Regions from separate parts of the Homo sapiens genome. Here all the other regions are linked to region 3. Evidence: chromatin loops called from intact Hi-C (ENCODE). Cell type or tissue: Caco-2. All regions are shown on one strand.

What was found. Hi-C counts contacts between places; a loop is a spot of excess contacts. Peaks named below come from ENCODE experiments on the same cell type or tissue, not always from the same donor. Only the 100,000 strongest peaks of a DNase experiment are listed, where the experiment ranks them.
Region 1: a loop joins it to region 3, with 3.0 times the contacts of the local background. A loop is called at or near these places in 2 of 110 quality-filtered maps.
Region 2: a loop joins it to region 3, with 6 times the contacts of the local background. A loop is called at or near these places in 3 of 110 quality-filtered maps.
Region 4: it touches region 3 in a loop (2.5-fold over the local background); 2 of 110 quality-filtered maps call a loop at or near these places.
Region 5: a loop joins it to region 3, with 5 times the contacts of the local background. A loop is called at or near these places in 2 of 110 quality-filtered maps.

Annotation. Positions count from the first base shown.
Region 1 is chr15:96,206,863-96,211,862 of GRCh38, reverse strand. The region is part of intron 2 of NR2F2-AS1 (NR2F2 antisense RNA 1); the gene reads left to right. All of the region lies in intron 1 of LOC112268156 (a long non-coding RNA gene), which reads right to left. Among named protein-coding and RNA genes, the nearest start is that of NR2F2-AS1, 120 kb to the left of the region's middle. In Caco-2, no CTCF peak of the experiment used is centred here; a DNase peak (open chromatin) is centred at 2,312.
Region 2 is chr15:95,919,578-95,924,577 of GRCh38, reverse strand. No RefSeq gene overlaps it. Among named protein-coding and RNA genes, the nearest start is that of NR2F2-AS1, 410 kb to the left of the region's middle. In Caco-2, no CTCF peak of the experiment used is centred here; a DNase peak (open chromatin) is centred at 1,937.
Region 3 is chr15:96,121,012-96,126,011 of GRCh38, reverse strand. All of the region lies in intron 1 of LOC112268156 (a long non-coding RNA gene), which reads right to left. LOC105369212 (a long non-coding RNA gene) reads left to right here. Exons shown (of 8, transcript NR_158193.1): 2 at 1-27; 3 at 4,041-4,181. Among named protein-coding and RNA genes, the nearest start is that of NR2F2-AS1, 200 kb to the left of the region's middle. In Caco-2, no CTCF peak of the experiment used is centred here; DNase peaks (open chromatin) are centred at 2,321 and 2,841.
Region 4 is chr15:96,061,812-96,066,811 of GRCh38, reverse strand. All of the region lies in intron 1 of LOC112268156 (a long non-coding RNA gene), which reads right to left. Among named protein-coding and RNA genes, the nearest start is that of NR2F2-AS1, 260 kb to the left of the region's middle. In Caco-2, no CTCF peak of the experiment used is centred here; a DNase peak (open chromatin) is centred at 2,221; H3K4me3 peaks cover 1,040 bases.
Region 5 is chr15:96,223,201-96,228,200 of GRCh38, reverse strand. All of the region lies in intron 2 of NR2F2-AS1 (NR2F2 antisense RNA 1), which reads left to right. LOC112268156 (a long non-coding RNA gene) reads right to left here. Exons shown (of 2, transcript XR_002957737.1): 2 at 858-928. Among named protein-coding and RNA genes, the nearest start is that of NR2F2-AS1, 100 kb to the left of the region's middle. In Caco-2, no CTCF peak of the experiment used is centred here; a DNase peak (open chromatin) is centred at 2,200.

The DNA.
Region 1 (5,000 bases), 86 kb before region 3:
TGGTGATACTAATGAAGCAAGGTATTTCCCTGACCTCTTCATGGGTGGGAACTGGAGTGCATGGGTGCTAGAACTAGCTGGCCACTTTGGTGCTGGCACGGGTGGACTCCACTCTCTTGGTCCTGCTGTGTTTCACCCCTTGTGGGAGCGGGGGGAGAACAGGTGAGTGGGTGCAGGAGCCAGGGAGAGTGCTTTTGGGCACTGGCAGGAGCTAAACTTTGTGCAGGCCCTTCAGCAGCATCTAGGGGAGTGCCCACTACCTCTAAAGCTTCAGAAGGAGTGCCACAGTGCTCCTTTAGCTTTCCTGTCTGTGGATCACTTAAGTGTTAACAGCTCAGTGGAGGGTCAGTGTGACAGCCTTTTGCACCTGCACTCGTGGCATCTGAATTCTTGTCTGGTATCCTGTAGTAATGAGGTCGCATGAATGAATTGGTGATGGTAAATGTGGGGGATTTTGTTGGTGAAAGTGGCTGGAAGGGGAGCTGAAAAGGGGAAAGAGCAGGAAGGTGAACTTCCCCTGGAGTCTGGTCATCTCCAGCTGGACTCCTTCCAAGGCTACACTGTCAAGCTGTCCCTCTGAAGTCAAGCTGCTTCTCTCCAGTGTCCAACCATAGTTTTTCCTCATCCAGCTTCTTTTCCTCTCTCTGCTGGCTGAGCCTGGGGTTTTTATGGTCACAGGATGGGGGACGGGGTGGGCCATGGGTGGTTTTGGGAGAGGCAACATTCAAGAGGGACAACAGGGATTTTTACTCCCACTTTTGGCTGCAGTATTAGGCTTTTCAGCTTGAAGGTGGGGCCGGGGACCTGCCCTCTTCTGCCCAGAGTTTCCCTGGCTCTGGTCCCTATCAATAATCTGCAGTTCAGGGCACAGATGAACATATTTTTATCTTTCTTTGATGCTTCAAGTGACTCTATTATCTTGCAATGTCTTCAGGTCGTCATAATTAACATCATGTTGTTGACTATAAATGTTTAACAATGCAGGTTGTAGAGAGCTGTGCTTAATAGAAAGCTGAATACAAATTATTCGTTGAGATACTAACATGTGCCTAGCACAGCAATACTACGTAAAGAAAAAGCAAGCAAGCAAACAAACAAACAAAAAAGGGAAAAATAAAAAGACATATCCCTTGCTTAATTTGTTTATTATCTTAAGCCTAGAGAAGGTATTACAAGTGGTCAGAATAGCAGTGTTAAGATTCTGACCTTTCACTTGCTATGTGACCTAGGGCAAGATACATAACTTTTTAGTGCTTGGGTTTTTTCATTTGTAAAATATTATTTGTAGATTATTAGTGTCTTTCTCATTAAGGAGTTATGAGGTTTAGCTAGGGTTAAACAAAAAAAAAAAAAGATTTACTTCATTCTGAAAGTATAATAAAATAAATTTCTTTAGGAAATAATGTATGCATTGTGATCTATTTAATAAGTTTTACTGTTACTTTATTTGGTTTCCAGGTAATACCAAATAATAATGTGTCTATTTGAATTGCAAAAATCAAGCTGGTTTGAATTAAAGAAGTGTGAAAAACTCCTAGCTTGGCAAAATATGTAACACTTCTATCAATTAAAAATAGGTAAAATGTGTTAAAAAATAATGAAAAGTTCATGCTTTAATTGAACTGGCTTTTTTCAAAAGCCTATATTTTTTACGAAGCTTAATGAAACAAAAATTGAAATGGTGCCCATTATGAAATCTGTGTTAATTGTTATTATTCCCATAAAGTTCACATGACTAAAAAAATGCATACTACCTGCCTTTCGTTTTCTCTGTATTTATTTTTCTGTATATCTTCACCATGGCAAACAGAGCATTTACTAAATTGAAAACTTCCTTTAAACACACTGGAAACTTTTGACACAAAATTGCTAGAATTATAGGGTATTTTTGTCAATCTGACAAAACTTCCTTCATTCTTCCTGATTTAAACGCAAGACTGTTTCTCTACTTATCTCCAATACTGTCATCATCTTAAATATCGTTGTGCTGGAAGGCATTGCAATATTAATTAAAAATACAGTCTAATTATTTACCCTAGTTGGTTCATACAAACCTCTTTGGTATAATCAGTGGACTCCCTTAAGGGGTTTCACGGTATTTCGGAGTGAAATAGAAAGGTTTGTTACTGACTTGGACTTGGCTCATGAGTGTAATTAAGTATAACCTACAATTCACCTTTAGGTCACCAGATCAAATACAACTTATCTGGGCAATGTCCAAAGGTATGTGCTGATGTTGACTGAGTGCTGACGGGCGGCATACATAAACGAATGGAACTTTTAATTTACCTCCAGGCGTCTCGGAGAACATTCCGGGTGTTTCAGCGAGTCAGAGGGAAAGCAGAGGGCAGCCAAAGAGGTCCTTCATTTTAGACAGTCCCCAGGACAAAGCAGCACAAACCAAGTTGAAAGAGCTGCTCAGATGGCTGAAGGTGTTTGGCGACAACCTCTTCCCACTTCTGGCCTTAGTGCTAACCTAAAGTTGCAGGGCAACCTTTGCTAGCTGTTGGTGTTGTGCTATGAAGCCTCCTGGATGTGCCTGGGGCTCAGTCATTGGAGAGATTGCCTTCTCAAGGAAAGCAGTGAAGTGTTTCCAGGTCCAGCACAGTGCTCAGATCCAGGCTTCAAAACTATGTCCTTGGGCTCATCTGGCATAACAGGGGTTCAATTGATTTCTCAAGGAGTCTTAAAGCGTCCATTTGTCTTTCTCACAAATATGTTTTAGAAAAAGTGACAATAAGGCCAGGTGCAGTGGCTCAGGCCTGTAATTCCAGAACTTTGTAAGGCTGAGGTGGGTGCATTGCTTGAGCCCCACAGTTTGAGACCAGCCTGGACAACAGAGTGAAACCCCATCTCTCATATATATATATGTAAAATATTTAATTTGTATATATAATTATAATATATTATATATATTTAATATGTATAATAAATATAATGGCAGCATGTGCCTGTAGTCCTAGCTACTCAAGAACCTGAGGTGGGAGGATCGCTTGAGCCTGGAAGGTGGAGGTTGCAGTGAGCTGAGATCAAGCCACTGCATTCCAGCCTGGGCAACTGAGCAAGACCCTGTCTCAAAGAAAAAATAAATAAAGGAATAAAATGCTCTCGACTCCCATTTTAAGATAAAAATCAGTGTCTGAAAGCCCTACTCAGTTTGAAACATTGAATTGCCTGGCCTAAGGAAGAAGAGAAGTTCACAAGCAGCCCCATAAGGTGATAAAAGAGTTTGGCAAATGGAAAACAGCAGTACAAATAAAATAATCTTCAGTTCTAAATATTGAAATCGATTAGAAATTATAGTGGCTAGGGCCAGGCATGATGTCTTACGCCTGTAATCTCAGCACTTTGGGAGGCTGAAGTGGGCGGATCACTTGAGGCCAGGAATTCAAGACCAGCCTGGCCAACATGGCAAAACCCCGTCTCTACTAAAAATACAAAAATTAGCCGGGCGTGGTGATGCACACCTGTAATCCCAGCTACTTGGGAGGCTGAGGCACAAGAATTGAACCCGGAGGCAGACGTTGCAGTGAGCAGAGATCATGCCACTGTACTCAAGCCTGGGCGACAGAGCAAGACTCTGTTTTAACAAAAACAAAAAGAAATTACAGTGGCTGAACTGTAAATTTATTGGTGGATATTGTGGGAAATGAGAAGAAAATGGTAGTTTAGGCTAGATATGGAAGGCTTTGACTATCTCGAGTGTTTTTTTTTTTTTTAAATATCCAAAGCCGGTGGTGTAGTTTTACCTGCATAACCAACTCAACAGGAAGATTTCGATTAATCTAGAATTGAGTGGGAATAGGTATTTTGTATGATTTTTCCTAATTGAATACAACCTAAAATTTTGGCTAAGTTAAGAGTTCCAGGAAGAAATGGATGAATCAGGTGTTTGCAGTCAGGAAGGTAATTCAAGACGCTGAAGTTTTGTGAGGAAGATAGTAGATGGTGTCTCCCCTGAGGTGATCTGTGAAGAGGAAAAAGAATAAAGCAACCAGAGATTGTGGCCTTTGGGTTTCTGCCTGCTGAGAAATGACAGATAGAATCCCAGCCAGCTGGAAGCTCTGATTCACAGAAACAGGAGAGGTCATGTGAGATATAAAGTCAAACAGGGCTACATGCATAGTTGCTAAGTTTTATTTTAAAACTTGTTAATCTTGTTATTGGGGGATTGGACTGGACTTCGGTGGAATCTGCTAGAAAGCATTATAAAACAAATCACATCTGTTCCTGCAAATAAGCTGTCCATCCACCCATTCCCTTAAAAATATTTATTGAACTCCTACTATGTGCTAGTTATGAGATAAACAAAAGCAGACAGCCCCCTGACCTCATGGAGCTTACAGTCAAATGAAGTGCCCAAGGACTTGGATACAGTGGGAATGTGAGCAGAGTGAGAGGTGCAGAGAAGAGGTGGACAATGGCCAGGCCATACAGGCCCCTGGAGGGCAGGGAAACTATTTTATTTTTAATATTAAAGGAAAGGAGGACCCATTGAATACTTAAAAAAATTTTTTTTTCATTTTATTTTGAAGTGGAGTCTCGCTCTGTCGCTCAGGCTGGAGTGCAGTGGTGCGATCTCAGCTCACTGCAACCTCCACCTCCTGGGTTCAAGTGATTCTCCTGCCTCAGCCTCCCGTGTAGCTGGGACTATAGGCTCATGCCACCATGCCTTGCTAATTTTTGTACTTTTTTTTAGTAGAGACAGGGTTTGCTATGCTGGCCAGGCTGGTTTTGAACACCGGACCTCAAGTGATCTGCCTGCCTCGGCCTCCCACATTGAGAACTTTTAAGCAGGGAAATTATATGATCAGTCAGACTAGCTTCTAGGATTTTTTTTTCCTCCTGCATCTTCATGGGATTTTTTTGATGCCCAATTTCTCCCCGCTGACCATGTAGATGCAGTTTTCTAATGACCTCAGAAAATTGACTAGGGCGTGAAAGCTGTTGTGTTGATGAACTGCAGAAGTGGAGAAGGATGAAGAGACCATGTTTTCCAG
Region 2 (5,000 bases), 200 kb after region 3:
TCGATTCTCAGGATGGCATTCATCTTCTTGGGACTGGGAAAGGCCTTTACATAGTTTTTATTCTTCTTCTTCAGTTTGCTTCTAACCCTAGTAATCAATAGCAGAAACAGAAAAGCTGAGGAAAGCCAAGATGCTTCCATTTCTGAGCATCCCTCCTCGTCTGTTCCCTGTGGCTGGGCTTAGAATCCAGTCCTGCCCCCAGAGAGCTGGGTGTTGCCCCACCATTCCCAGCTCCAATACCTGCTCCTTGCTTGGAGCAGTGTGAACTGTCAGTAGCTCGTGGGCTACAAAGATGCTGTGGGACTTTGAACTCTTTTTATCGTGAGCTCAGTGGACCTTTCCAAGCCCCTCATGAGCCTAACAGGTGAACTGTCAACAGCAAGGCTGGGGAGAGGTCTGGAGTGTTAGGGAAGGTGAGTTCTGGGTGCAGTATTTCCTGTGTTTCTATAGGAACTAGTGGACAGAGATCATTTTGTGTGTTTGTGTTTGTGTTTGTGTGTGTGTGTGTTATAGATTTTAACCATCTTAAAATGAAATGACTAGTCAGGTCCGGAGGTGAAATTGTGAAACTGCAGTTAGATTCCCAGGCTTTCACAGCTGCTGAGCAACTGTTCCCCAACCTCGGTTGTGAGGTGTGTCTTACGTCATTTGTTACTAATAAAACAAAGTGCTACAGTTTGTGGGCAACTTACTGATTTTATAAATTAGATTACCTTTTCCTAGAACAACAACATTCACACCGACTTGCTTTCTGATATGCTTTTTTAAAAGTGCTTTATCTCATATCGATAAGCAGGTATATCGCCTACGCAAACTGACTTTGATAATTATAGATGAATATTTAGCCATTGACGTCACCTTCATTATTAGCCTTTTTTTTCCCTGAGACTTTCCTTATTGTAAATATCTGCATCCTGTGATATTTCTGCAACAGCGGCTTTAGTACATGGCTTCATGGAGACAAGTAAATGGGTCGTGAAGTCTCCCAGGTGGGACTGTGACTTATTTTCTCATTAACCAAAAAACCTAACACAGGCTCTGCTATGTAAAAGGTACTCAATATATTTTTTAAAAAATAATTTTTTATTTCTTTAAACCCCAGCAGATATATTTCTTTCCTTTCTTTCTTTTTTTTTTTTTTTTTTTGATGGAGTCTTGCTCTGTGGCCCAGGCTGGAATGCAGTGGCACGATCTTGGCTCACTGCAACATTTGCCTCCCAGGTTCAAATGATTCTCCTGCCTCAGCCTCCTGAGTAACTGGGATTACATGCGCGCCACCACGCCCGGCTAATTTTTGTATTTTTAGTAGAGACGGAATTTCACCATGTTGGTCAGGCTGGTCTTAAACTCCTGACCTCGTGATCCACCTCCCAAAGTTCTGGGATTACAGGCATGAGCCACCGTGCCCGGCCCCAGCAGATATATTTCAATTCGCATAACAAATGTGCTCATAAGTTGTAAGTAAACTAAGATTTTTTTTCCCTTAACTGGATAAAATTTGAGGGGGGTGACTGTTTTTTTTTAAAAGGTGTGGTGGTTTGGAGTTGGGTTTCTCTTGCAGTCCAATACACTGCTCTCAAATTTATCTACTTTGTAAATCCGTGCCTTTATATAAAATATTATTCTTGATAACATTTGCCTTTCTAGAACTAGTGGTAGTAAATGAGGTAACTTTGTCTTTTTTCATTTTATTGAACTCATACTATTTAAGATATTTGTTCAAGTTAGTAGGCTGAGGGACAGAGCTCAGAAAGGTAGTTCTAAGTGTAAAGTTCCATGTCTGAGCCTCAGTGTCCTTGTCTGCCCTCAGCTGTTCTGATGACTTTTAAATGAGGGAGTAGTTATGAAAGTACTCAGAGCTGTACAAATATAAGCATGTTGTCGTGAGTGAGGTGCTCAGGCAGAAAGGCTGCATGCACAGGTATGTAGGGGACTCTTGTGCCCAAATTGCAGAATTACAGGAAGTGGCCAGGGAAGGGATATCACCATGAACCTCTGCTGCAGCCTGGAGTAACAGACCATCAAGTTGGGGGAACACTCGAGAGAGAGGCATGTCTGTGGAGGACTGACCGCTCGGGGAACCATTCCTGCCCCGTGTTTGTGATCTTAACAGCCTGCTGCTCGTATCATTGGTCGCATCTGAAATTTAAAGTTTTATTTAAAATTCAAGCTAAAAAAATTTCCCAAGCCCTGCCCAGAGTGTCCAGGTCGCATTCCCTGCTTGAGCCCTTGTGTGCTGTCTCAGTCCACATGGAAAAAGCTCTGACTGAAGCCACCGCCCTGGGTTGGAGCTCCAGTCTCGTAATTCCCCTAACTTGACTTTGCTTCTCCATCTGCAAAATGAGAGTTGGGAGTTCGATGAATTCTAAGAGCTCATTGATTCATATTAACATTAGCCCAAATAAAACACAATCAAAGACACATTGGCAGACAAATACGAAGATTACCTTCATCCCAAAGTTAAATAAAAATGACTTTATTTTCTATTTGGCATTCATTATACACGTTGTAATTTTCTTCTTGCGACTGGAAAAATCCAGAGTAAATAGCTAGCACACAGAAGGATGTCCTCCGGCTTTTACTCCCTCACTCTTTCCCACTAAGTCTCTGTCATTTGCACGCGTCTTCCCCAATATTTGCATTTTTAATCTGTGACATCTCTTTTACCTGAATTTAAAGGAAGATGGTGTTTTCTCACCAGATTTGTAAAGTAAAACAAAATAGGAATATAAAAAGTTAAACGGGAAATTGTCATCGTTTCATTGCCTTGGCTGTGACAGGGTTACAGAGTGTGCTATTTCAATGCAAGGTCACTACTGTACTCCAATTCAAGCTTGTGTTTCCCAGAAAGTGGAATGATGCCTAGAGAAAGTGAACCACTTCTTTCTGTTGCAATGCTTTCCAGCACCAGTGAGGTTGTGCCTTCACTTTCTCCTCCCCAGGAATGTCCTGGGGAGGAGAAAGGACAGTTGTTTGACCTCTGCAGCAAAGCCTTATCTTGGGTGGAAGAGGAGGCTGATCCTAAAAAGCAGTCAATGTTCTCTTTCACATGTCTGACTCCTCAAATGAGTCCTGATGGTGAGAGAGAGAGAGAGAGCATTGAAACCTGTTTTAAATGTATAACAGACCAGCAAGAAATATTCTAACCATTTCATTTTCCAAAATGTGAATTGGAACCACAGACTGGAAAATCAAAACTATATTGAATGGAACCCCCCCCTCCCCACCCATGCCCAACAAGACATTGGCAGCATTAGCCCTGGTATTTATTGCTCATTTTAACTACAGTGCCTAGCAAGCACTTCCCCAGCCTGTATCGCAAAAAATATGTATGTATATAATTTATATACTTAATATTTTGCCCTAGCTTTCCTTGCCTATTTTACAGTGTTGGAGACTGTTTGTGTGTTTGCTATGTATCAGTTGACACCTCTGTAAAATCTTTATATTGAATGCCTTTGGCAACTATGTGCCAAATAATAGCGTTGCCATTTGTAATTTTTGTAGTTCCAGTTTTCCTATAAGCTTGGCTCTGTGTGTTACAAGTAGGAAAGGTTTAAAAAGCCTTATTGATGCTTCTTTCTAATGACCTTCCTCAGTGGTGTGAGTCAAAATCACTATTCCCTGACTTTCCTGTTCTTTTCTTCCATTAAAGACTCTAACTAGTTAAAGAAACGTGTCCTGTTTTGAAGATGCATTGCCCATAACACAATTCTGCTCCAGGAGTCTCTCTTATTCTTATTCAACTTATTCTTAAGTTTGGGGCTTTTAGACATGCTTGTTGCTCTCCATAGTGTCCAAGAGCATTATTTATTTTTATTTAAGACCTTTCCTGCTTTCCTGAAGACTATTTGAGGTTGTTTACAACAAAGATAATTAAATGATGAAGTAGATGAAATCACATAGAAAAGAAATCCAAAACTGTGTTAGACATGGATACAAACTTTATTCTTAAAGTGTAGGTTGATATATTTCTGTGAGTTAAGTAGAATGCAAACTCAATGAAAGCAGGAACTTTGTTCACTGATGAATCTCTATTGTCAAGTTTAGTGTCTAGACATCAGTATGTGCTCATGTATAATTGTTATTTATCGAACCAATATTAAATTCCATTTGGATTTTCCCAGAAGCTAATACATGAAGGGAAATGTGACAGGATATATAAAGTTATTGTAGAATATTGTACACTTAGAGCTCTTCTGGTAGTTAAAAAGACTTCATCTTACAGATGAGAAAACTGAGACCAAGTGAAAAGACTTGCCAAAGAAAAGTTCTAAAACTCAGACCTTCAGATTCCAAGGCCAGGGAGCTTTCTACTGTATTAATGTTGCAGTAGATAACCATGTTCACTCTATGCATAATAATCTATTGATATGGGCACAGAGTATGTTTGTGTGTGTATGAAGAGGAAATCTTTTTATTCTGATTCATCTATACTCTCCGCCCATTCCCTCTGGAAGGGACATCCTTACATAGTTGTAATGAGGTCTGGAATATCTTGCATATGCCTTTATCTATACCCAGTTGCCCAAGAGCAGGCACAATGAAGTGATCAAACAGAGGTAGAATGTTGCATATAGTTAATAACCTACACCTGCTATATAGAGAAATCAATTTTTTAAAAATATTTGAATTCCCCTATGTTGAAATATTTGCAATTCATTTATGAACAAAATTCAGCCCCTTACTTTTTAAAAAATTTAATATACTTTGTGATTAGCAATGCCAAAAAGTCCTGTATCTAAATTTTGTAGAAAAACATAAGCAAATTATAAAGTCTCACAAGTTGGATTACAACCAATTAATAAAGCAACTGTATCAATCAGCTGTGGGTGTGTGTGTGTGTGTGTGTGTGTGTGTGTGTACAAGCATAATGCCAATTTTATCTTCTTTGAGGGCAGTGAATCAGCATTTTTCCACTCCCAAGCTATGTGCTTATAGTAGGACAGCTCCTCACATACACATTCTTTCAATATGCACACACACCAGTGATGGACCTA
Region 3 (5,000 bases):
AGTGAAGGACACAGCTTTTAACATCAGGTAGAGAATTTTGTTGAGTCTTTAGTAGGTCAGCCTTTGGAAAATACTTCTCTAAATTTCTATACATTCGGGCTAACTCATTAGAGGTCAGGCCTGGAAGATGAGATCATCTGTTTCTTCAAGAGGAGGACCTCTGCTTCTGTCAAAACAGCTGAGTCAACAGGGCGTGGTGTCTCATGCCTGCAATCCCAGCACTTTGGGAGGCTGAGATGGGAGGGTCACTTGAGCTCAGGAGTTTGAGACCAGCATGGGCAACATAGTGAGACTTTGTCTCTACCCCAAATTTTAAAAATTATCTGGGTTTATTCGTGTGTACCTGTAGTCGCAGTTACCTGGGAGGCAAGGTGGGAGGCAAGGCGGAAGATTGCCTGGGCCAGGGAAATGGAGGCTGCAGTGAGCCATGATCACACGTCTGCACTCCAGCCCGGGTGAGCATGAGACCTTGTTCCCCCCAACAAAAAAAAAAAAAAAAAAAAGAAAGAAAAGAAAAGCTGAGCCAGGAGACTCAAGAATGAGATAGCATCTCTACAAGTCAGAAAGACAAAAAGGAAACTCCACTTCAACTCAGGTAGAATGTGGGAGAGAGAAAGGAGACAGATGTGGCAGGATTAGGCTTGATGCCGAGCGACTGGAAGTCTAAGCAGTGGTTGAAACAGGATAGAATGTGTTTCTCTCCTTTCTGGCTGCCTGGGGAAGGCAGTTCAAGGCTGGGATGGCACTCTTCAGTGTAAGAGACTCAAGCTTCACCTTTTTTATTTTTTACTCTGCCGTGATCCTTATTCCTTATCATGGTGCAAGATGGCTGCTGTAGCTCTGTCCACCTCATCTGCATCTCACCCAGTAAAAAAAAAAAAAAAGTAAAGAAGGCCACACTTCCACATTTGATCACGTTGCTAATATCCCTTAGCAGAGGTCAGTCATTTGACCACCCAGAGGCAAAGGAAGGTGGAGAATATAATTGTTATTCAGAGAAGCCATATGGAGAGCTAAAATTCTGGGGTCCTTATAGCTAGAGGAAAAAATGAGGGAACCAGTGAGGACAAATGAAGGAAGCATTACTGGGAGAAAAGAGTAGGGTGAACAGATGTGGAGGTGTGTTAGAAATGACCAGATAGATTTAGGGGAGTCAAGGACATGAGGCCTTGCCTATTCCCATGGAACAGTCTGGGAAACCACTGTGACAGGCCCTGTTGGCGCTGCAGCCACACGATGGCATCTGGCCTGATGGATGTGCTTGAGGCTGTACTACTTCTGTGCTCAGCACAAGGTCTCAGCGGTTCCTACAGTCCTCCATGATGAGGTGTGTTGGGTTGAGGCCATGCACTAGCAGAGGGCCAGCATGAGAGTCAAGATGCAGTGGCAGCTGGGACCTCTGAGACTAGAAGCCTGACATGTCAGCAGGTGAGACAGGACCTCCTGCCTGTGTGGGCACCAGCCAGACCAGCCAACCTTCATTAGACACCAGATGTACCCAGAGTCCCCTGTGACTCTGATCCCTGCTCTTCCTGCTGTCGCAAAGACACAGAGAGCTTCTTCGTAGACAGGCACCATCTTGGGGAGGAGCAGGGAGTAACTTTTTTTTTCTCTTCCCATACATAGGCGGAGCTAAATGGGGGATGGAAGGTTCTTGAGAAGATTTAGCTAAAGAAGCTAATTGTTAAGTTAGGCATCTGAGTATAATGTGAGTGCATTTTCTATCCTATAAATGTACATAGAATTAAACTTGTAATGCTAAATCATTTACTTTTGAGTTCATCCTCATAAGAGTGCAAAATGAACAAAAATTAAAATTGAGATTGCAGATTTTGATTTAGGGTAGACCTGTGGCATTTAGTGTTATATCAGGCCAAAGACATCACTCCAAGATAATACTATTTACACAGAAGATCTCCTTAGCTAGAGATGTTTTTTTAAAAACTGAAACTAGTAAAGAGAAAGTTGATTTGTCAAGAGAGTTGACTCCCACAAATCGGGTGTTTTCCAGTTATTCAGGCATGCAACATTCACACAGATGCTCTCAGATCCTCTTACGAAGTACTGGATTAAAAAAGTATGAGATGAGACATCAGATATTTCAGTGACAAAACCATCCCTCTTGATCAACCAAAATATTCAAATGCACTTCAGATATGCTGGTTTCTGAAGCGACCTGAAGAACTTGTTTTCCCTTACCTCTAAGTTAAACCCAGACACAGTGACTCCAGACCGAGAACAATTGTATGGGGATATTGTATTGCTATTGCCTGCAATTTAGATAAAACAAAGGTGCACAAGGCATGCACCCACGTGTACACACACACACACACACACACCTGCCCCCCCACCACACACACACTGTGAGGTACTATATCAATGCCTGCATACTCCACAAATCTAGTCCAGCAACTTGCTTAAGCTTTTCATTGGAACAAAGTGATAGTCTTCTCTCCTAAAACAGAGTATCTTAAAAAAAAAAAAAAAGTTAATTTAGCAAAAAGTAGTGCCCAACTTTTTCAGGGACCCGTGGAATTCAGGCTGTCTAGCTGACACCTCTGCAGTACTTTAAATATTTAAAGCAATTGCCTCTGAAATATGGATTACCATGTAGGGAAATGTACAAGGGAAGATTGCTTTCTCCAGTTTTGTTTGCTCCTTTTGATGTAAAATGTTGTGGGAAAAAAAAGAGCTGTGACCCTTAATTAGATAAGGATTTATCTACATTGCTTTTCTTTTTGTGCCTGACCCCACTAGTCGGGCTAGTTGATCTGTATTGCCTAGTGTTGACACGAATGAGCAGCGTGAACCTTATACAGTTGTAAACACCTCTACAATGTGGCCTTCCTTACATGGTCCGCGAGGAGGCCTTGACAGAATGACACCCGTCATCTGATAAGCTGGGGTCAGGAGTCACTTGAAGAGTCGCTTTTTCTTTGAATTTCTAAAAGCCAAAAACTTTTAATGTTTTTAATAAGTAAATTACCTAAACATGTACAGTCCTTTTGCACATATTAACTCATCAGAGGCCCACGTGAGTCAGGGAGGGCTCCCTAAACAGTCAGGGGCTGTTCACCTGGTGTGTTGTAACTGCAAGACCACGTTTTGGTGAGAATCTGAGATGTATTTTGGAGAGCTTATATGACACAGTGGTCACATGATCCTTAAGGAGCCAGAGGGCATGACTTTAAGTAAATGGCTGGATGTTTTTTTCCAGTGTTGGCGATGCCTGTACTCAAAGGCAGAAACTCATCAGTAGGACTTCGATGAAGGAAGAATATTTTTCTTAAAGCAAGATATGTTTTAGTGATATAATTAGCCTTTTAGTTTATTCTCCCATGTATATATATCTACACACACATACACATACATATATAATGCCTGTTTTATAGTGTCTTGGAGATTTAGGTGATCAGGTTTTCTTCATGCCAGTATTTGGAATTCAGTGAGATCAGGTGGCTAGGCAAAAGAAGAGTAAATTATAACAAGAGCTTCCTTTATAGTCACCATGAAGAAGATGACTTATTCTCTGAGTCATAAAGTCATAAACCAGAATGCCTTGGTAAAGAAAAATTTTAATTGATACTGATACATGTTTATTCTCTTCCAGGTCTATCTTATTTACTGAGGATGGGATAGGGGATAGTGTGTGTAACAAATGTGTCAATCCTTTTGATAAGGTGCTGTGGGAACACAGAGGGACTGGTGTCCCTGGGATGTAGGAGATTTTCCTGTGTTGGCCTCCTGCCATCTCTCCTTGTGCTTCAATCAGTGTATGAGAGTAGGTGGCAGAAGCACCAGCTTGGACATTTCTAGGGCTTTTAAGAATATTTACAACCTTAAAATTTTGTGCTCAAAATAGGTCACTGAGAGCCTGTAATCCTGCAAGATTTCAGAGCTGTTCCTTGCACTTTCCGTAGCAATTCTTTCATCAATCTGATCACGTTCTTAATTCCAAATTTGGTGTTGCAGGTAGTCAAAATACTAGTGAGGACTCTGTTAATGCAACTCAAAAGCCAGGTTTCTCGTTCCAATCACAGATTCGAATCCTACAATTTGGAACCCATGGGCACTTCTAGATTGGATCTTGCAGAGATTTTTTACAACAGAAATAATGGAAAGGCAAAAGAAAACATTGAGTAATAACCAACCCAAGCAAGTCCAGCCTCTTTCTGCAGAAGGCAAGTAGTTCTAAATGAATTGAATATTTGGCAATTTTTTTCCATCCACACTGTTTGACTCCATTCTGGGCCAAAATGATCTGTGACTAAACACAGGCAAAAACAAAGTTTATTTTTAATCTGTCTAGCAATGAGGGTATTGGCTCATCATCCAGAGGAGATGTGAATTCTTATCCTTTATCTAATCTTGAACACTCTCTCTCATACTGGGGAGTGGTGACGGCGCAATTTCTAGCACTGATTTCCTATTGAAACCGTGGTTTCCTTCATTGTTTATCAAATTCTCTCCCGTCTTACCCTCAACTCCAACCAACCCGGAGTTTTTCGTCAAAGCCACTCTACTTGACATACATATGAGCTTGACAATAAAATTCCTTGGATATACATTGTGGAAGACGGGTGCATTTTCCATATTTTACATCATATTCTTGTTTTTGGATCACCAAAATATGATGTGTTATAATTTAGAAATTCATTTCCATAAATAATTTAACTATAGCTCTAGACTCATGAAACTTGGATATAGGCCAGACAAGCGGCTCATGCTTATAATCCTAGCACTTTGGGAGTCTGAGGCCGCCCGGGAGGTCAAGACTGCAGTGAGCCAAGATCACAGCACTGTACTTCAGTCTGGGTAACAAAGCGAGACCCTGTCTCAAAGGAAAAAAAAAAAAAAAGGAACTTGGGTATAATTTAAGATGGAGCGACAAATATGGGGTTTTACCTGGAGTCTCCTACACCATGTGACCTTTCAAATTTGGCCTTGCACAAATCATACTGGAAAGGTATGTTTCAGAACTTTTTCCCTAGTCTTACTCA
Region 4 (5,000 bases), 59 kb after region 3:
TCTCTAAAAGCTTGAAATCTTAAGTTTTATTTTTGACATGTCTCAGGCCTGTTTATTTTTCTGTTTTTGTGCATATGACCATTAGAGTATTGGAAAAAGGATTAGATAGCCTAAAAATAATAGAGGTTTTATAAATCCACTTTGCCAGAGAATTACTTTCTGAGGCAACTGGCCTTTCCAAAATAAATTTGCGAACTGTATCCTTATTTAAAAAAATAAAAACCTGGCAAGGCAAAAGAATTTAGGCCATATCAGCTATGTCATTCTAAATTTTAAAATATTTAGTCTTTCTGTAAGATAAATAGGAACAATTGAATTTAAGCAACCAAGAAAAATAAACATACAACTCCTTGAAAACATACAAATAACTAGATGGTTTTAAAAAATGTTATCAGAAAAATGTCTTCACTACTAACAAGCTCTAAATTGAACAGTGGCCATAGATTATGCTCGTATCTGTGCAATGGTTGCACTGCCAGGGGACTGGCCAGTCTCAGGGTAGATGAGGCTTAGCATTTGAAAGCATTTTGGAGCGGAGGATGGAGGAATCCCAGCTGTCTGCTAACAAAAACCTGGTAGGTCTTGGGCAAAGTAGTCAAGAGTATGTGCTTTGGGACCATCGGGAAGGCTCCGAAAGAAGGTAAGATTTGAACTGAGCCTTAAAGGATGTTTGGATGAGATCATACTATCTCTTATCCAGGTGCAGTAATTTTCTTTTCTTCCTCCTCTCCCACCCCTCGCATGGCACTAGTTTCCACCTGTTTAGAGGCATACAGTTAGCAAACCATGGAAAATTATGGGAGACTGGGGATCATAGAAAAATTTACTTTATGAACAGCATTGATGGGAGTGAGTAGTGCAAAACCAGTACTGAGTGGGAGACTGAGACCAATAATGATTTCATGAGGTGACCCTGTCTTTTCCAGGTTGCCTAATGGGCTAGTGATTGATTAAGTATACAGCTTTGGGGTGAGACGTGAATTCCAGTCCCTCCACGATCAATATGCTACCTATGGCACTAGGGCCACCTGCGTGCTGCTGTTTGAGAGCATCTTTTACATTTGTAAAATAAGCACATGATCTGATTGTTATGAAATTAGGTGATATAATTATAATCATTATTATATTTTAGTTTGTACTTTGCCAAGTACAAACAGGTAACTTTGTTTATGTGCTAATATTTACGTTGCATCTAGTTTCCCAGTGAACTCAGCTAAAATCACAGGTGCCACAGAACTGTGTCCTATGATAGCCTATTAAATCTAGGACATTTTTTCAAGTCAGGAATATTAAAAAAAATCTCAGTAACCTCTAATACCAGAATTTAATTGGGTAATCACTTTAAGGAATATCTGGAGTTGGCTTGCTTATAAATAATGCGTTGCTTTTAAGGACATATTTCTTTTAAGTTTGAATCAACTTCCCATTATCCAGTTTTTTTCATATTCAGATTTATTCCCCATAAAAGCATTAGTAAGTGCATATGAAAACCATAGTGTAATAATTTAAATGATTGTTATGAAAGGATATTTGTGATAACAAACATTTTTTAAAACTCCAGTTTCTAATAATTTCCTGTTTTCTTAAAACTCATAATATTTTTGAGTGGCAATAATAAATCCCTAATCCTTGTTCTCATCACAAGTAACGACATCAAGTAGGAATCATCATATACAAGACAAAATGTTTAAAACTTTGGGGTACAATCAGAGTGGCAAAAATTAATATTCAAAAATAAAAATCTCACTCCCTTGGCTGTTTTGAATTATATTTTTCCCACCGATTATATAAATAGGAAAGAGCTGAGTGGATGTTTCTGATATCCTACAAACGTAATTAGTTAACTTAAGATCTGCTTCCCTTAGATCTGTAGATATCCTGATCTAGAAATCAGAACTTAATTCAAAGTGAGAAGAGCAAGACGATGGTTTATTGCGTTTTTTTGTTTTGTTTTTTTAATGTCTACGGTGGTTGTTGTTGTAGTTGCTGTTATTTGCATTGACAAACATGAAATTCTTCTGGTAAATGGTTCGGTTCTCTGACCTCGAAGCTGAGTGCATGACACAGGCTGGGCCAATCATATTACCTCATTCCCTGAGCCACAGTGACTCGTGCAGAGACGAGCATGCGGCCCAAGCTGGGCCAATCAGAATTGTTCCCTGGAGTTTGTTATACTGCAAGTATTAGGGAAAACAATTCTTCCTTCCTGGGTTGGTAAGCATGTGACCTCAGTCTTCAGGGTATGCAGTAAAGGATTAACTTTGCCCTGGAGAGGTTTGGCCCTTTTGCTCCCAGCTGCAGGGCTGTAATTTCTAAGCCCTTGGAATGTTCTGCCTGTAGGAGTGTCTTTGTTTACTGGAGGTCTTGAGCAATACCAGATAGTCTGTGCTTACAATGTAACTTTTGGTGGGGGGGCCTTTGGACATGTGGTACCACTCAAGCTCCAGAGGGGTTAGAGACTAAGGGTAGTCACATGGGTGAACAGAATGTCCGAATGGCCAACTCCCAGTAAAAACTCTGGACAACAAAGCTTGGGTGAGTTTCCCTGGTTGGTAATATTCGGTGTGCATTGCTATATATTCTTGCTGAGAGAAATATATCATGTTTGCATTATCTGCTGAGAGAGAACTGAAACTCCATGCCTGGTATGTCCTAGACCCGACCCTATGCACCTCCTCTCTGTATCCTTTCACTGCAATAAATCGTAACCATGAGAGTAGGGGCTTTTCTGAGTTCTGTGAGTCCTACTAATAAATTGTTAAACCTGAGGGTGGATTTGGGGACTTCCTGAGCATTTTGTAGAGCATCTATTTTCTTCTTAATTTTACTTTGACTTCCGGGATACATGTGCGGAACGTGCAGGTTTGTTACGTAGGGATATGTGTGCCGTGGTGGTTTGCTGCACCCATCAACCCATCACCTAGGTTTTAAGCCCCGCATGCGTTAGCTGTTTATCCTGAGAGCGTCTATTTTCTGCACTACTAGAGGAAGGCTGAGAGAGTGGAGCAAAGATGAGAGTAGGATGGATGAATGGAAGGAGAAAGAGAGAGAGGAAGAGAGAGAGAGAGGGAGAAAGAAAAAGAAAGAGTAACATCATGCATCTGGCTCTAATCCTTGAGCCTCCTGAGGGTGCATTATTTTCTTAGCTATTGCTTTGAATCTTTCCATTTCCTGAATATACTTCCAATAATTCTCTGTCACTCCTTCAGATAGTTTACATTGCATTTCTGAAAAGCCTTTAATTGTATCATTTTAAAATTTCAGTTATATTTAGTTAAAACATATCATTTTTTACCCTTAGAGAAGTGAGTGTGATTAAAGTAAAATCAGGATCAAATAAAGCCTTGTAAATATTTTTGGAACTCTCAATAAAGTTATTGAAAAATGTATTCATGTGAAGTGAATTAATCTAGAAATGTGGATGTCAACCTGACAGGCCATTTTAATCCCTGAGTTATTTCTGAAATGCTGTTAGAATAAGAGATTTGGAAACAGAAGTTAGTATAGGTCTGCTGGGTTTATAATTTTTGTAAGAATTTTCTAATATATAATTTTCTATATCTTGAGCTCTCAGAATAATATTACTTTTGTTAGGCAAGAGATAGAACTCCATTACTCTAAAGGACTAAAGCTAAACTCTTGCAACGCTGCTCAAAGAGATTATTTAAGCCCGAAGAGATTGTTTTATAGAAAATTTTACATTATTCTACTACTAAATCCCAAATATTAGCCCACAGAAGAAAGTTGGCAAGAATATCCTCTATAAACTCTGTAAACATTTAGACAATTGCATTATCAACATTTATCATTCTATTGATGAAAAATGGACCACACTTATTACATGCCTGATGCCAGCATGCGAATTGCAATTGGATTTCCATTACTGTGTCAGAATTCCTTGGGCTTTTTGGAAACAAAAAGGAACTTTCTTAATTTGATAAAGTATCTACAAATACTTAAAACAAAAAATCATATTTGATACTGATGTGTAAGGAACATTTCCTATAAAGTGAAGAATAAGACAATGAATTCCATTCCTTTATTACTCTTTCTAGGTCCTAGACAGTGCAATACACAAAAGAAATATGAGCTATAATTATTGGAATGAAGAAACTGTCATGATTACAGGTAGTATAATTTTTAATACAAATTTTCAATGAATTTTGGAAATTTGACACATACAACGTTGATATATAAGTACCAATACATGTACTTGATTGTGTCCCTAAATATCACCGTGGCCAATTAGAAAATGTATTCTTTAAAGGATTCTATGCCCAATAAGCACCAGGTGTCAATGAGTAAATGTAAGAAATGGATGCCCCGTATGAAGAATATTGTACAACAGTGTCAAAGGACACAAAACGACATATACATGGATATTTTATTTTATTTTGTTTTTGAGATGGAGTCCCATTCTGTCACCCAGGCTGGAGTGCAGTGGGGCAGCCTCAGCTCAGTGCAACCTCCGCTTCCTGGGTTCAAGTGATTCTCTTGCCTCAGCCTCCCGAGTAGCTGGGATTACAGGCACACACCACCATGCTCGGCTAATTTTTTTGTATTTTTAGTAGAGACGGGGATTACAGCCAAGAGTCACTGCACCTGGCCTTAGATATTTTATATATGGGAAGATTTATTTTCCTAAATAGATCAATTATCCCAAAAGTAATCTAAAACTTTAATTAAAACTCCAACAGATTTTTTTCTTCACAGAGCTAGTCAGTTCATGTGGAACTAGTTAATTCATCTGGAAGAATCAAGAACCCCAAATAGCTCAAAATAGTGATTTTGAAGAGGGAGAGTAAAGAAAAAGCACATGCGCAGTTAGAGACTGAATGATGTTAAAGTGATCATATTCAAGACAGTGTGCTGGTGGTACACTGGTAGAGAAATAAAGATCCCAGGAACAGACCTACATAGATATGAGAATGGAAAAGAAATAGTCTTACAGACCAGTGGGGGGAAATGGGCTTTCCATACAAAAAAAGTAGATATAGATA
Region 5 (5,000 bases), 100 kb before region 3:
TTGTGTTCCAAAGTTCTTTTTAGTCCAGACCCTCAGCAGTGTTGGACATAAATTCACGCAGATACGTGTTTTGGGGATAGCAGGGTAGGAAGTTTGTAGCCCCATAAGTCTTAGCACATGCCACACTACTATTAATATGTTTCCTTTTGACGGATGGCTCAGGCATAGAGTGACAATTTGATCTCAGAATATAAATAGACCCAGAGGTTTTATAAAAAGCTTCTTTTGTGATTTTGTGGTGATGACTGTATTGGACTTTTAATAAATTTACCACCTATAGATGATGGCTGTAGATACAGACACCAACACAAAGAGTGAATAAGAATTAAAGGAAATCTGTGAAAGATCAAAATAACAAGGAGATCATCATGGTATTTTTCCGGGGTGGTTCAGATATTGGAGAGGCATGGGAGTGTTCAGTAGTCAGTGACTTCTGCATGATATTTGCATAGAGAGAACTTTAAAAAGGTTGCATTTCTTTTCTGCTTTCATATTTACTTTGGGTTAAGGTTATAGGATCTCCTTGGCAATGTTGCTGATGCTATTTTTGTAAACCCCAAATCAGTGTTCAAATGTGGTGGGATGGAAATTTTGAGCTACAGCAATAATAAATACATTTTATGTCCCCGTAACATTCAAGCTGTAGTATGTCTAAGAGTCAGTGAAAGTTGTTTCCTGCCTTGAACTCTGAAGTAAGAAAGAAACTTTTGTTTATAAATGTTAGAGATTTTGTTTTTGCATTTACCGCAAAGTTAAGTGCAGATATAATCTAATCAGTTTTGGCAAAATATCAAGCGTGCTTGTTTGTTTGATAAGGGAGGGAAACCCCCAACTTTTCATGAGCGCAAGTCCTTTACCTGTGTTGAAGATACATGACTTCTGTCCATAAAGTCTTCGATCTTGTGGACTCATACAGAAAACACGGGTCCTGTACAGGAAATAAGAGGCAGACATGTACTCCAGAACATCTTTCTCATCCATTTTAATAATGTCTGGTTTTGAATTTATAGGATTTCATATAAAGGACCCCATTTATAAGTTTTTTATTCTTCTCCTCTAAAGATGTAAAACTTTATATGCTGATTCGAGTGAAATTGAGAGTAGTCAATATCAATCAAACAAAGATTATTTAATATGCACTTTAGCATATTCTATATTGGATTTCTTCACGAGAATATTTGATAAGAGAACAGGTGTGTGTGTGTGTGTTTCTATATCTATCTTTCTATGTTTTTCAACTCACCATGCTTCTACACTATAATCTCCTTGAAGGGCAGGGCCATGTGGTATTCATTTTGTTAACCTTGTAACACCTAGTGGGACACTCTCAAGACATGAAAACCAGTTTATAATTGTATCAACTTTACATTCTGGAAGATGCCTGTCAGTGGCCTTTTATGTACCTTGCACCCATCTGGTGGGGTGGATTGGGCAAGCCTTACAGTCCTTATTTTATAGAAGATGAATTTGAATTTCAGAGAGAGTGAGTGATTTACAATTCCGGGCATGTCTTTCACCCCATCCATTTCTTGTGGCCCATCTCTGGACACTTTATGTTGAGGGAAAGGAGCATTACCCTGCAAGCCTGGCAGGAAGAAGGGCTGCTGACAAATGGTGTGTTTGAATTTATGGGTTGGGCTAGTGACAGTTGACAGAGCCTTCCTATAGAGACACAGGATTCTCCATCACCACTGGCACTTTGCCCCTAGGACCACAATGAGTATCAAACCACATTTAAGACAACCGTGAACAAATTTCAGTGGGATTGGCAATGAGATTTCCAAATGGACAGATCTTCTGCCTGAAGGTGGTCATCAGCATGTCTATAGTGTATAGAGTTCTCTGCTAAATCCACAGCTTCTGCTTCACCTAACTTTTTTTTTAACCTGGTTTTGTTCATTGCAGATAGAGTTCTCTCTCTGATAGCCAGGAAGTTGTATTGAGAAGGGATCAGCCACAACAAGCTTGACTCACTGGGCACATGTTACCTTTTGTTTTTTGTTCAGCACCTCTTTATATAACAAAACTGTCTAATCTCTCAAAGTCGTAAAAGGTTAACATTTAACTAAGTCCTGCATGTCATTCTGGGATGGACATCATGACAGTTTGGCATGTCCTTTGGCATTGTGTTTGTGCTGATACATTTCCATTCAATTTACAAACGTTTCATTGAATGCATACCACATGCCAGGTGATAGTGCTGCTGCTGGGGAGAAGGTGGGAAATGAGGCATACACAATCCCTGCCCTCACAGAACCTAGTGGGGACAGATGAGAAGAAAGGAATGCCAGTGGAATTAGTGTGATGAAAGAACAATCCCATGAGATAGGAATAGCTTTTTTAGAGCGCTAGGCATTCTGAAACTTTCTGGTTATCTCAGATCTCAGATTGCTTAAGCTTCTTCATGCCCTTACAGGTAGGCTCCGGTCTTAGTAGCTCTGAAATATTGTGAAAGTTTCGTGACCTCTTGGGACCATAGTTTTATCATCTGTGAAACATAGACATTAAAGTGGAGGACTTTAAAAGCTTTTGCAATCCTAAAGTATCATTGTTGTATTATTGCAATAGCTAACATTGATCAAAGTCTGACAAGGTGCCAGGCACTGGACAGGGAGCTCTTATAAGCATTGTTTAATTTATTAAGTGATTTTTGTGGATCTTTTTGTATAAACCTGGATACAAGCAGCCTAAGGAGGGACATGGCAGGTACTCTGGTGAAATCCAGATAACCATCAAGGGAGCAGGTGGCTTTGTCTAGATCTCTTTCCCAATTTAGATGTTTTATATACTTTTCAGGGGAACTTGCATCACATCTGTACACACCTATGTTATATTTATATAATATTTGCATGTGAACTCTTTGTTCTATTTAAAAATGATCAATTTGATGCCTCAAAAGTTTTTTTAAAAGCATAAAACTCTAATGACAAAAAAGCAGTTTTCAAAGCAAAATGAAGTCCTCCCATTTGGTATAGTCATTTATTTTAAAAGACAGGTACATTTTAAATGCCCCCTATCCAGCTGTGTTCATCTATGTCTCCTTTTGTAGAGTTATTTAAGTCTTTTTGGAATTGCCTTGTGTCATTTTCAAATGTTCTTGAATTTAATGTCTGCACGACATTCTTAGGCAGACTTAGTCCTCAGCTACCTGCCAGGGATGAGTTCACATTCCTTTCAATAATGAGAAAGCAGGAAAATGGACAACACATTTGCAATAGGCTCAAAAACACCTGCCAGGGGAAAGAGATGAGCTGTTTGATGTCCCATGTCCCACCGACCTGGCAACTCTGTTAACTAACAGTGATGATGAAGAAGATGGTGGCAGTGGTGGTGGTGATGACAGGTGCGAATGTGGACTGAGCCACTCAGGAACTTGGAAAATTATTTGCATAGCTATTTCATTCAATCCTCATAACAACAAACTGAAGTAGACGTGAATATGTCCATTTTACAGGGATGAAACTGAGTCTCAATATTTGTAACCACCTTGCTCTAGGTTACTCTAGGTTACTGGACAAGGTGGGATTTGAACCCAGGTCAATCTAATTCCAGATCTCAGGCCTTGAGCTTCTACATGACACTAGTTTAATCCCTTCTTGCCAAGAATTCTTTCTAAGAGATAAGGCAAATCTGCTGTACTATCTTTAATTCTATAATGATATGAATAGAGCTATTATTATTTTAATATTATCAATTAGTAACTTAGAAATTCTCCCAAAGAGTCAAACAATTGGAAAAAGTACAATGTGGCACAAACCTCACAAACTTTTAGCAGTTCATTATTTGGTCCATGGGTGGGAAGGCAGCATGGCACAGAGGAAAAAGCCAGGACATGGGCTAGGCTGGGCTGGGCTGGGCTGGGCTGGGTTAGAGACCTGGGCCCATACTGCTGACTACATGGACCTGGCCCATCTCTAACCCCTCTAAGTCCTAATTTCCTCACCTACAAGGAGTGGCTAAAATGTCTTTGTTGAAAGAATGTTAGATTGATTGCAAATCATAAATTAAATGTGTCTGGGCAGTGTCTGGCAACGCAAGTGCTATGTGGTTCCTACTAGATAAATGGTAGAAAAGCTCTTGGCACAAACCGCCCAAGCCTGTCATGCTCCTGGGATAAGACTACCTTCAAGCCCTGCCTGATTTCATTCCTGTCCATGTCACCAGCCCCATCTTTAGCCATTTTCCTTTTCATTGATTTTTTTCTCATTTCTCATGTGGGACAGTGTCACCCTTCCACCCCAGGGTCTTTGAATATGCCATTTCCTTGGCTGAAAAATAATCTTTCACCCTTGTATGAATGCACTGTTCTGTCTTGTCCTTGAGATCTCAGCTCAAATGTCACTTCCCCAGGGGAGTCTTTTCTGAAGCCCCAAAGCATCAGGCCCCCCTTATAGATTCCCAGGGTGCTTTCCGATTTGGGATACCCTTCCCAGTGGTAATTAAGTACTTAATTCACCATTAATTGTTTAATGTCTGTCTCCATCACCAGCATTGACCTCCAACAGGGCAGAGGCTGCATCTGCCATATTTATTCTCTCTCCCCAGATCCTGGCATGGGGCGTCGCTCCTAGTTGGTGCTTGATGAATATTCATTGAATGAATGAATAAATGAGCTGATGAATAAAGGATTGCCTTATTTCAAGGATCCCCCTTTACACTTTCTAACCTGTTTTTACTAAAAGAAGACCACTTGATGTGAGCCAGGAAGACTTTTACCAAAAGTTTTTGCCAAAAGCTGTGCCCTTTTTACCCCTGATGAGAGCAGAACTTCCTGGGGGACCATTTGTTACCTGTGGCGCAGAAGCCTTGTGTACCAAATGAGCTGCATCCACTCCGACCAGAGCGATACACTGGATGATAAAAAGATATCACCTCCCTGAAACAGATGCTTCATTTTATGATAGAAACAGAGACGCTGAAGCCTGCAGGTGCCGGGCTGACACGCGCTCTGCAGAGAATCATTAGAGCCTCCTTAGAGAACTGGGTTTACTCTGTGTTTA